Linked DNA regions of Homo sapiens: regions 1 and 2 are each linked to region 3. A link is an interaction called in ENCODE POLR2A ChIA-PET data of the cell type or tissue named here. Cell type or tissue: IMR-90. All regions are shown on one strand.

What was found. Peaks named below come from ENCODE experiments on the same cell type or tissue, not always from the same donor. Only the 100,000 strongest peaks of a DNase experiment are listed, where the experiment ranks them.
Region 1: POLR2A ChIA-PET joins it to region 3 with 8 read pairs; 4 of 35 experiments call an interaction of 5 or more read pairs at or near these places.
Region 2: POLR2A ChIA-PET joins it to region 3 with 5 read pairs; 2 of 35 experiments call an interaction of 5 or more read pairs at or near these places.

The regions. Positions count from the first base shown.
Region 1 is chr1:229,311,164-229,315,163 of GRCh38, forward strand. No RefSeq gene overlaps it. Among named protein-coding and RNA genes, the nearest start is that of CCSAP, 30 kb to the right of the region's middle. In IMR-90, no CTCF peak of the experiment used is centred here; no DNase peak of the experiment used is centred here.
Region 2 is chr1:230,047,449-230,051,448 of GRCh38, forward strand. No RefSeq gene overlaps it. Among named protein-coding and RNA genes, the nearest start is that of GALNT2, 18 kb to the right of the region's middle. In IMR-90, no CTCF peak of the experiment used is centred here; no DNase peak of the experiment used is centred here; H3K27me3 peaks cover 1,462 bases.
Region 3 is chr1:229,439,155-229,443,154 of GRCh38, forward strand. NUP133 (nucleoporin 133) reads right to left here. Exons shown (of 26, transcript NM_018230.3): 26 at 1,105-2,886. The coding sequence ends at 2,750. Among named protein-coding and RNA genes, the nearest start is that of ACTA1, 7.1 kb to the left of the region's middle. RefSeq lists enhancers at 1,377-1,917, 1,650-1,699, 1,760-1,819. In IMR-90, a CTCF peak has its summit at 1,927; a DNase peak (open chromatin) is centred at 2,047; H3K27ac peaks cover 920 bases.

The DNA.
Region 1 (4,000 bases), 130 kb before region 3:
ATTTTTCTTTAATCTGTAACTATGCAATTATTCTACTACTGGCTATCCTCTTTTCCTCTTTTTTATTTCCAGGAATAATTTTGGCTTTAAATGCTAGCCTGTTGCTCCAGACTTCTACCATATGTAGTTACATTTTAGGAAACGTCTAGTGGCCTGAAGTTTAGGCACAGAGTCTGGTGTTTGTTCACAGGGATCTTCTGTGGGGATGATACTTTACTCTGGTTTGTTCCATGGCTGGGTGACATTATACAGGTTTGTTCCATGGCTGGGTGACACTACACGGCAAAGGAATACTTGAGCTGGGCTTCAAGGAAACATTTAGCTATGTGGTCATTGTAGAAAGCACAGATGACAAACGGGGGCTGAGTGTAAGTATCCACAAGTGATCACGGGTCAAGGCCTGAGGGCAACGCAGGGGCAGGCTGGGTTGCCATGCATTGTCCATGGGGCAGCATGAGAGGCTGTCCTAGGAGGCTGTTGCCAGGAAGTATGTGCTTGGTCCAGACTTCCCAGGTTCTCGTCAAAGACCAGACAGCAACCTGGACACAGAGGAACTCCTCAGTTCTTCTGAAATCCTGAAGCTCTAAAACAATGAAACAGAAATGGATGCAGCAGCTGTCATAGGTATTAGTCAATACCTAAGTGTTAAGAACAGTAAAACATTAACTAATAGCGATGTTAATTTTCACAAAATAGTCATCTTTTTTTTTTTTTTTTTTTTTGGGAGATGGAGTTTTGCTCTTGTTGCATAGGCTGGAGTGCAGTGGTGTGATCTTGGCTCACTGCCACCTCCGCCTCCTGGGTTCAAGTGATTTTCCTGCCTCAGCCTCCTGAGTACAGGTGCCTGCCACTACGCCCGGCCAATTTTTGTATTTTTAGTAGAGACAGGGTTTCACCATGTTGGCCAGGCTGGTCTCGAACTCCTGACCTCAAGTGATCCACCTCGGCCTCTCAAAGTGCTGGGATTACAGGTGTGAGCCACCCGACATGACCAAAATAGTCATCCTTAACTGGTTTGGACCATCTTTCATTAGTAAAATCAAAAGCATATGTGCACAGTAAAATTCCTAGCTGCAGACGCAGGCTCACCTCCCACAGCCAACCCCTTAGCCCCTTGAACTGCTCGCATGAGGACCTCAGACACACTTCTCTAAACACCCCTTTTCATATGAAAATACTGGAGGCAGAGTGTCCTTCCATTTGTGGGTTTCTATTTTTATTTTTGAGACAGGATCTCAGTCTGTCACCCAGCCTGGAGTGCAGTGGTGCGATCACAGCTCACTGCAGCCTCAACCTCCGGGGCTCAAGCAATCCTCTTACCTCAAGCCTCCCAAGTAGCTGGGACCGCAGTTGTGCACTGCCATGTCTGGCTAATGTTTTGTTTTGTAGAGATGGAATTTCGCTATGCTTCCCAGGCCAGTCTTGAATTCCTGGGCTCTAGCAATCCTCCCGCCTCGGCCTCCCAAAGTATTGGGATTATAGGCGTGAACCACGACACCTGACCCATTTGTGTTCTTAGCATGCTTTGAGACTGTTCCACGCTTTCCTTTTTTGAATTTCCCCCCTGCCAAGGTCCAGCTTATGACTAGAGGCAGGCAGTGTGGATGTGACACAGTCTGATCCGTGTCCTGCACCATGTGAACACCTTTGTTGAGTGTATCTGCACATATGGATGTATCAGAAAACTTTTAGGAGCAAAATTGCTAAATCAAAGGCATACTCTTTAAATATCAATAAAGGTACATTGCCCTCTGAAGAACTTGACCAATTTACACTCCCACTTACAGAGCAGGAAGCCCAACCATTTAAAATGCACAACTTTTTAAAAGAGATTTATGGTTTATATTTTTATTGTAATATTGGCCATCAATTTTATGGTAGCCATGAAGACTGTGTCCTTTTATTCTACAAGTAGCAGTCACACAGGCTTCTGGAGCGTCGCATTATGACGTACACGTCATGGGAATCCCCGGTGACAGTCCCTGCTGTGGAAGAAAGTGGAGCAGAACCTGGGTCCAGAACAAGGGCAAGATGAAGTCAGACCTAGGGCTTTTGGAAATGCTGGATGAGCATCAGCAGCAGTCTGAAGATGCTGTACTGTGTATTTTATTGTGGGTTAACAGAATCATGTCAAAATTCTGTTCCTAGAAAAAGTTCATTGTTTTGGTGAAAATCCAGGATTTATACCTTATCATCCAAAAATTGCATGCAGAGTTTTAAATATTGTAATGTGCCAGAGCCCCATTCCAGACCAGCAGGCAGTGGAGGGGCCCCGCGCTGTTCTCCTCTCCGCTGCCAGACAGTGGCCTCCTGAGTGGGAAGCTCCGAGCAAGAGCCCAAAGAACATTCACTTACAGGACCTCCCAGGTGGCTCAGTTATTAGTCTAGCTTAAGAATCACACAGCTGAGAATCTTCAGTGGGAGGGCATATCTTTGAAGAGTGGGTGTTTGTATCTGTTTCTCTTTTGTTTTCTCTAGGATTATTTTTTAATGGCTAATGCATTCTTAATGGTTTAAAAATCAAAGCCGCATGAGAAGGTGAACACTGAAGGCTCCCTGCCCATCCCATCACTCCATTTCTTCCTCTAGCCCTGCAGGTAACCACTAGTTAGTTTGTGAATCCTCCCAGAGGTTCTTAATGTAGATACAGATATTTTTATTAGCCTTCCCTTTCTTAAAAGATAACATGTTACATACACCATCTTTTGTACACCTAAACTCTATCTTGGAGCTTTTCCACTTCTCAGTACATTGAGAGCTTTCTCATTAAAGGCTGCATAGGGTTCCATTTTGTGGAAATAATGTTTTCTTTAGCCAGTTTCTTATTGATGAACTGGGTCATTTCCAATTGGGTCATTTCTAGTTCTCTTTTGAGGTAATTGCAAAATAATTTAGTTAAACAGCATCCTTAATTTTTGTTTTCACTGATATGCTCCTCTCATTTATCAGAAAAGGTAATAATTTTCCTTCCAATTTAGGCCTTTCCCTATACATTGGCAGGAACCATTTAGAAAATTTGATGGAAGTAGGGAGCAAATCCAACAAGAGGTGTGCAAGACTTTTTATTCATGAAAACTTTAAATCCTGCTGAAATAAATATAGGAAGACCGACCTAAATGGAGACATACTATATTTGGGGATAAAAAGACTCAATATTAGAAAGCTGTTAATCTTCCAAAATTAGTAAATTCAGTGCAGTTTAATGAAACTGCCAAATGGAATTAAAAATAGAATTTGACATGCTCATTTTAAAGTTCATATTTAGAAAATAACCAAGAAAAGAGAACAAGGTGGGCATGTGGAGACTTGGCCTCCCAGATATAAAATAAACTGCAAAACTTATTTTGCAGTTTAAAAGAATATAGTGAGCTCAGGTTTGTCCAAACTGATCCACAGAAGAGCAGCATCTAGAAACCTTCCCATGTATCTAAGAAACCTTCCCAAGAATTTTTTTTTTAAATGATGTAACACTTTATATCAGTAAGGACTGTTCACAGATGGTGTTAAACCCATCTGCTACCCATTTGATTAAAAAAGGAAGGTTGGGCCAGGCAGGGTGGCTCACGCCTGTAATCTCAGTAGTTTGGGAGGCTGAGGCCAGCAGATGGCTTGAGCCCAGGAATTCGAGACCAGCCTGGGCAACATGGCAAAACCCCATCTCTACAAAAAATGCAAAAATTAGCCAGGCGTGGTAGTTCATGCTTGTAGTTCCAGTGATGGGGAGGCTGAGGTGGGAGGATCACATGAGCCCAGGGAGGTCGAGGCTGCAGTGAGCTGTGATCACACCACTCCACTCCAGCCTGGGCAACAGAGTGAGACTTAGTCTCAAAAAAAAGGGAAGGTTGAATTTTTACTTCATATTCAAAAAAATTAACTTCAGTTGGATTAAAGAGCTAAAACTAGAAGCAAAGTTTTTCTTCTAAAACATTGGAAGACAATATTGCATTTTTTATAATCAAAGGGTCTTTCTGAAAGTGACACAAAGTCCCCCATCTGTAAG
Region 2 (4,000 bases), 610 kb after region 3:
AAAGAAGGAGGGGGAGAAGGAGAAAGAGGAAGACGAAGAAGAAAAGAAGAAGAGACGGAGATGTTTGTATTTTTGTAGTCCAAGTTCTTACAGAACAGAGTTCCTGGTTAGGCAAGGCTTTAAACACCCTGAAATCAAGGACTGGTCATTCAGTAACGCTGTCTGCAATGCCTGTGATGCTGGGTATGAGGTTGCATGCAACCATAGTTTGCTGGAGAACAAGAGAGAGATGTATGAGGCAGGGCTTTAGCCCTTCATGACCTTACAGGATAGTAGGAGTGACGGATGGGTACAAGAGTCATTACCATGTAATAAGATATGGGATCTATGTGTGCATGGTGTACTCAATAGTAGAGCAACACTTAGTGGAGAGAGTTTCTGTGGGCTGGGTCTGCAGAAGGCTTTATGCTAGTGGTCATCTTTGAGCGAAACCTTAAGGTTTTACAGATAGTAAAAGCAAGATGTATGTCATGACATTCACTGTGATCTCACCAGTGTCTGTTTCCTTCCACCTCTCCATTGCCTAACAGAAAACCAATTTTAATTCTGGCATCTACCTCTTTCCATCACAGGCTAAGCACTTTTGGAAATGCTTGACTGACCTTAAGCCAGTCAGCACTGTCCATTCCTCTGGCCATTTCATTATTTTGGTGAGAGTACTATATTAATTGTATTTTCTTATTTTCTGTATTCTTGATGCTCTGACATCTAGGTCCTCACTGACTGGAGAGAGACTGCCTCTTCCAGGGCTCAGAGATAGAGTAGCAAAAGGTCCACCCAGGTCTTTCATAGGCAAACTAACAAATCCAGAGCTCATACTCTGAGCCACCTCTCCTATCTGGCTCTTGCACTCCAGGAAGCAATATTCCTGTGCCTTAAATCATCCCAGGGCCTGGTACAGCCAACCTGGGCCAGCCCCTACACTCCAGAGCCCATTGAAATTATTCATACTAGCCAGTCCTAAGCCTGCTTACTGTGCCTTGCCTAACCTTTCCTGTGGAAACCACAGTAAAGGGTCCTGGTCATGCTTTTCCCTCTCTCCCATTGCCCTGAGATCCAATTTGGTGTTTCCGCCTGCACCAGCAGGGATTGCTTCATCTCAGGAACTGTGAGTAACAAACTATCTTTTCAGTGGTGGTCATTGCATGACCTGTTGGCCTCATCATACCTGAATAATAATAAAGCCTACACTTTAAAACAAGTATGACTTAAGTCCGTGCAATCAGGGTAAATTTCTGGGGTCTGCTTGGAATTATGACCCAGAAGCACTCTCTCTCTTCCACTGGATATCAGTGAGGAAAGGTTATGGCCCTTGTTGTACATGGCAGGCATCCAAAAACCACAAGAGGAGCCACCTGAGCTGGACAGAAGACTAGAGAGGCAGACACAGCCTTCTAGGACATCACTGAACCTCCAAGCCACTGACCAACTACACCTGAAGTCCGCCTGTCTTGTCAGTCAACAGAGCTCCCTTTAGGTAGTTTAAAGCCTGTAATACAATAAAGACTATTCAGAGGCTCAGAGAATGGTGGGAAGTAGTCTCTGGGCTGCATTTACAGGGACAGCTTCCAGCTCTTCTTTGCAGAACTGATGTGAAATGGAAACTGTTGCTGCCATCAACCTGAGCAGCCTCTGCTTGGGCCAACGCAATGGATGCCCCTGGCCCTTGTCTTTTATAGCTGGCTTCAAATAGAGTGATCAACTCAGCTCAGGTTACCCAGGACTTTGCCAATTTTAGCACAGAAAGTCTCACATTCAAGACTCCCTCAGTGCCAGGCAAACCAGAATGGTTGGTCACCCTACTTCCCAATAGAAGTTATAGGAGAGTGCAACTGAGTGATAGAATCTATTTCCCCAGCAGCAAGAGGGACTGGGTCTTTTCATTGGAAAGGAGGAATTTACAATGTGGGGAATGACCAGAAATGTGGAGAGGATGTTTAAGCAATTTTGAGCAGTCAAGAATGACAAATGTATTTAATACAATAAAGCATCATACCTAGACTTTCCAGGTCCATGAGCAAGATGAGGCACTTGCAATTGGGCTTGCAACCAGAGCTCCCTACTTGATACAGAGGCTTTCAGCAGCTTCTACTAGAGAGCTGCTGTGCTGAACTGAGAGCGAGTACCCTGGTGTTATTCACAAGAGAATGAGGTCCGATGTCTAGGGCTTTTCTCATAGGATTGCAGATTTACCATATTTTACCTTGTGGTGCCAGGGACAAAGACATGAAAAATAAGCAAATAGATAGGAAGGGGGGCAATAAAATCTACTGTTTATTAAATGAAAGAATGAATTTAATTTTTTAACCCTTGATGACAATGAGCTATGCCACCTTCTTGAGAATGTGGCACCAAAGTCCAGAGGACAAAGTAATAAGACTAGAAGTCCCTGAATACATATCTGAATGAAGTAATGAGGGAGAGGCATAGAAGATGGTGTTTCACGAGTCGTTTATCAAACTGTCTGCACTGCAGCATTCAGCATCTGGACCAGCTCTGTCAACATCACTTGCAGTTGTTGTTGAATCACATGTGACATGACAAGTCCCCAACAGGTCTGGGCTGACAGCCAGCCTGCCTCCACTGCAGTGACACCTAGTGCAAAGCCTGTATTTGGGACTCAGCCTATAAAAGAGGACCACCCACCCCTGTCCACCACCACCACAGTTGCCTGCCACCATTGTAGAACAAACTACAGGAGAATGTCACACATACCCTAGGGGATACGTTCACTCTGCTCTTTGAAAAGTCTTTGCATACACTGTGTTTCAGGTGAGCCCCTCCTATGTCACCTGGAGAGATAGGCAGGATAGGCATTGTGATGTCCATGTTAGAGAAAAGCAAGCTCAGATCCCAAGAGAGTACGACACGCCTGCTGTGATACCGTTTGTCACAGGTAGCTCTTTGCCTTTGATGGGTGAGAGAGGCAAAGAAGGTGGCAAGACTAGTCTCATCTGTTAAATGTCAGTCATCAAAACCAAAGCTGAGGCCAGGTGCTGTCACTCACACCCATAATCCCAGCATTTTGGGAAGCCAAGGTGGGAGGATTGCTTAAGCCCAGGAATTCCAGACCAGCCTGGGCAACATGGTGAGACCCTCATCTCTACAAAAAAAAAAAAAAAAAAAATAGCCAGGTGCAGTGGTGTGTGTCTGTGGTCCCAGCCACTTAGGAGGCTGAGATGAGAGGATGGCTTGAGCCTGGGAGGCTGAAGCTGCAGTAAGCCCTGATTATTCTACTGTACTCCAGCCTGGGTAATAGAGCCAGACTCTGTCTCAAAAAAAAAAAAAAAAATGACAACAACAACAAAAAACCAAAGTTGATACTTTTAAAATATCAACTTTGATATCAACTTTTAAATATTTTAAATATTTTTAAAATATCGACTTTTAAATATCTTAAAAATATTTCTAAATATTCCCCAACTTTGGGCAGATTCATTTCATTCTGTAGCAAATTGGTTTCTGCATTTGGGCTGAACCACTTGATAGACATATACTCTGCAGTTATATATATAATATATATTTTACACTCTATAGTAAGTTGCCTGAAGTGCCCAATATATTCTAAGAACATGAAAGAAACGATACCAAAATAAATTATTTCCATCAGCCCCTTGAAAGTGTCTGAGACCTCACTTATTTCTCTATTGTTCTGCCTCATTCTGTGTAATTGCACTGGATAAAACATTACCTGGTCTAAATTGTCTTGTCAATAGAACTTTCACTTTCTCTTTTTTGTGCCTCTGCTTCTCATACTCCTATAGCCATTCAGACCCTGGCTTTGTTTTCTCTCATCTCTCCTGAGCCCTCGGCTTATGTCCACAGGGACTGGCTCTCTGTGGAGGAGAAAGGACTGGCTCTCTGTGTGGAGATTTCTGGCTCTCTCTTCAAGCTCCCAACTCTGCTCTGTTCTACTCACCCCAGCCCTCACCTTCCAGCAGTGCATCTAGAATGGGCCCTTCTGCCATATTTGCATTCCACGGCTCTCTCATTCAGTCCC
Region 3 (4,000 bases):
AAATGAAAAAGCATATGCAGTCCAAAAGTCTATTTCATAATGGTGACTAATTATTTCCAGCTGGTGGGATTACAGAGGTCTATTTTCTTTTTCATTTTCTACAGTGTTTTTCTTAAAATTTAGAATTACATAATATTATTTGAGACAGGGTCTTAATCTGTCACCCAGGCTGGAGTGCAGTGGTGTGATCATGGCTCACTGTAGTCACAAACTCCTGGGCTCAAGCAATCCTCCCAACTCAGCCTCACAAGTAGCTAGGACTACAGGCACACATAACCATGCCTGGCTAATTTTTGTAATTTTTTTTGTACAGACAGGGTCTTGCTGTGTTGCCCAGGCTGGTTGTGAATTCCTCAGCTCAAACGATTCTCCCATCTTGGTCACCCAAAGTGCTAGGATTACAGGTGTGAGCCACCATACCTGACCCAGTATTATTTTTTTTAAATGTATCTTGGTTTTTAATGAGTGGATTTGTTTACACGGGTGTGTGTGTGTGTATATATATATATATATATATATTTTTTTTTTTTTTTTCACGCATCCTCAGGATAAAATGTCAGGAACAGGCTACACTGCTTTTGTAGTTAGCCTCAAAATGTCCAGGTGTGTAGGATGTAGGTGGGTGATGGTAGGAAAACTACGATTCAGCCCCTAAAGTAAAAAAAGAAACACAGTTCAATCATTAAAAATGAAAGCCCTCAAAGAGAGGCGTCAGTAGCCTTTACCTCACTCAGGAGTTCAGCAAGTTTTTACTGTCTATCTCCAGGTCTGCTGCAATCCTTGACACCATTCTGTCCACAAATCCTCCAGACGCGCCAGTCTCCATGCCTGCGTACACTCCCCTCTGCTCAGGATCGCACACGACACTTTACTCTTGTATTCTGTCAAGGTCCCAAGCTGGGACTCTCAGGGCAGCACTTATAGACAGGTGTGATCACGAACCTTTTCCAAGTCAGTAAAGTATCTCTTTCCACAGAAATGTCAACACAGCATCTGTATACTTATCAGCTACTTGATTTATATAAAAACCATTAATAACTCGTTGATGAAGACTACGTTGTGAAACCAATTTTTAAAATTCTAGAGAAAAAATTATTCAAAATCCTAGGTCTTAATTTCATTTTTACTGTTAAAATAATTTTTAAAAACTCAACCATTTGGGTGTAATAGCTACTAACTTAGAGAGAAACAGGATTAAAAGAGGGAGCTTTTTCTTCCCTTGAACAGGATGACTCTACTTCACACGGTAAGAGCAGTCGTTCTACGTCCACGCGATCAGTGGGTTCTGGGGCATGATCAGATGGGCTTTCCTGCGGTACTGTCCCATACACCAGGGATCACCAGGTTTGCAGCAGCACGGGAGGGAGATGGGAGCCTGTGTGTCTCGCAGCACATTATCACCCGACAGGGTCCTACAGGTGAGACGTGAACACTGACAGCTGACCTCCACGTAAAAGCAAAGCCTCATCTTACGATACAAGTACTCAGCGGTTTCTTACTGGCCATCTGACAAGCTGCTCTTCCTAACTTCTCTTAGTACCTTCCAACATGTTCCTAACCCAGACCCTAATGCTGTCCTAACATACAAGCTGCAAAGAGAAAAAGAACAGGCTGCTAATTTCTTCCCTTTGATTTACAAACAGCTCCATTAACCTGCTCTTCCAAACATACTCAAGGGCTGGCCTTGCAGCCTGCGGGGGAGACGGCCTGATGCTGGGCTCTGTGAATCCAGGAACCGGACTCTTCACCATGTTTAACTTCTGACCTTTTCAGCTGCTGGAGCAAGATGGTTAGTGGGCATTCTACTGGGCCAAGCCGCGGACATGCCAGCAACTCCCTGTCCAACCTCTGGCCTTTATTTAAAACCCAGATAAACATTGAGTGAGTGATGACACTGGTCAGGACAAAGCTCTGAGAGTACAGTACCTTTCAGTCACATCAATTGCCATATTAGGAAAACCTATAATGGTTTCTAGTATCATTCATGCTTTTGACTAGCTAGGCAGACTGTGGTAAAGATTCATGAGTCATTCTGAAAATACATGAGGCTGGCTGAATCCCCACACTGAAAGATTAGAACTAAACATCAACAGTAATTTCTAGATAGGTTAGAAAACCACATAAACGTTTCATTCACTAAAATACTTTCATTAGTGCTCATTTATTATTTATGTAGAAAAGTTTAAAATGCTCCCAATGAGTTCATCAGTTATCAAGCTCACATGAGTTAGGCCCACTCTCCTTTGGTTTTTCATCTCATAATAAGTCAGCAAAAGTTGACATTTATCTTACTAGACATTTCCCATTAGCCCTAACTGAAACAGATATCAAACACCCTAGATTCTCTTCAGTGCAAAGTATCTGGAGTCACAGCAATTTTAGAGACAAGCTAGTGCAATCTAGTAATTTTCATAGTCGCAGAAACTGAGGCCTAGAAGTGATTTGTACATGTGAGCAGCTAGAACCAGGACAAGAACTCCAGAACCTGGGACCACGTGAGAGTAAAAAGAAAGGGCACCGAGTACAGGAACAACAACTGACACATTTCAGGTGGAAAAAACAAGTCACATAACTGAAAACCAAAATCACAGTTACATAACTATTTTATATTAGCTTCCTACATATAAAGTATAAAAACTCAGCTATACATGTTATGAAATTGTACAAACTTACACTTGTTTATGGCCTAAAATTTGTATAAGGACACACTTATACAGATTTCATAAACAATGGCCATTTTTAGAAAAAGTTATATTTGTCCCTGAACATAATATTCATAATTTGCTTTCAAAACAAACTCGAAGTAAGGATTGGACTTTAAGCTTCCAAGCTGATCCGCTTGTAGCAGGTCTTTCACCTCCGGTAAGTACTCACTGAGCTGAATGCCTATAAACACAAACACAAGAAGTCATTTTTCAATTATTATAAAATGCTCAAATGAATTCTGATGATTGATGACAAAAGCACCTGTGCTTCTATTTAAATATAACGTCACTTTGCTGTTGGGAAATACTCTCTTCTAAATTCCTTCCATCTGTCAAACATACTTTCAAGTCTAACAATGTGATATCCTTTACAGGGGCTGCCTGAGTGTTTTTCCCTCCAGTGGTCAAAATAGCCATTCTATTTAAAGTGTTTAATAAGATCTGAAACGTTTTCATGTATTCCCAAGCTTGAAAACAAGTATTTCAAACACTTATATGATCCCCTATTTAGGGAATAATTTAGTAGAAACACTGTTATGAACGCTAGCTACAGGATCTCAAAATGTGTTTACAGTATAAATCTAAAATTAGATAGGCAAAAGAATCATTTCTTCACAAGTCATCCATAGAGCTGAAAAGACAGTGAACATGAACTAAATGGATTGTTTGACATCTGTGTAGTTACAAACAAACATACACAATTTTCTCATTTGACAAATAGAGAAAACTGGATGAAAATTTTCAAATTAATAAGCCAATAATATTTTTATAATTTGTTACATTACCATAAGATTCTCAAAATCAGATACTGGTTTAAAAAAAAAACTCAAAGGGCCTTGCATCATTTTTTGGTTCTTTTTTTTTTTTTTTTTCAGGCGGAGTCTCACTCTGCTGGCCAGGCAATGGCGCGATCTCGGCTCACAGCAACCTCTGCCTTCTGGGTTCAAGCGATTCTCCTGCCTCAGCCACCCCGGTAACTAGGATTACAGGTGCCCACCACTACACCCGGCTAATTTTTTGTATTTTTAGTAGAAATGGTGTTTCACCATGTTGGCCAGGCTGGTCTTGAACTCCTGACTTCAAGTGATCCACCCACCTCAGTCTCCTAAAGTGTTGGGATTACAGGCATGAGCCACTGTGCCCAGCCTATTTTTTGGTTCTTAATTGTAGTTTTTATTTTTTATTGAGACAGGGTCTCCACTCTGTCACCCAGGCTGGAGTGGAATGGTACGATCGTAGCTCACTGTAGCTTCAATCCTTTGACCTTTCGAGCTCAAGTGATCCTCCCACCTCAG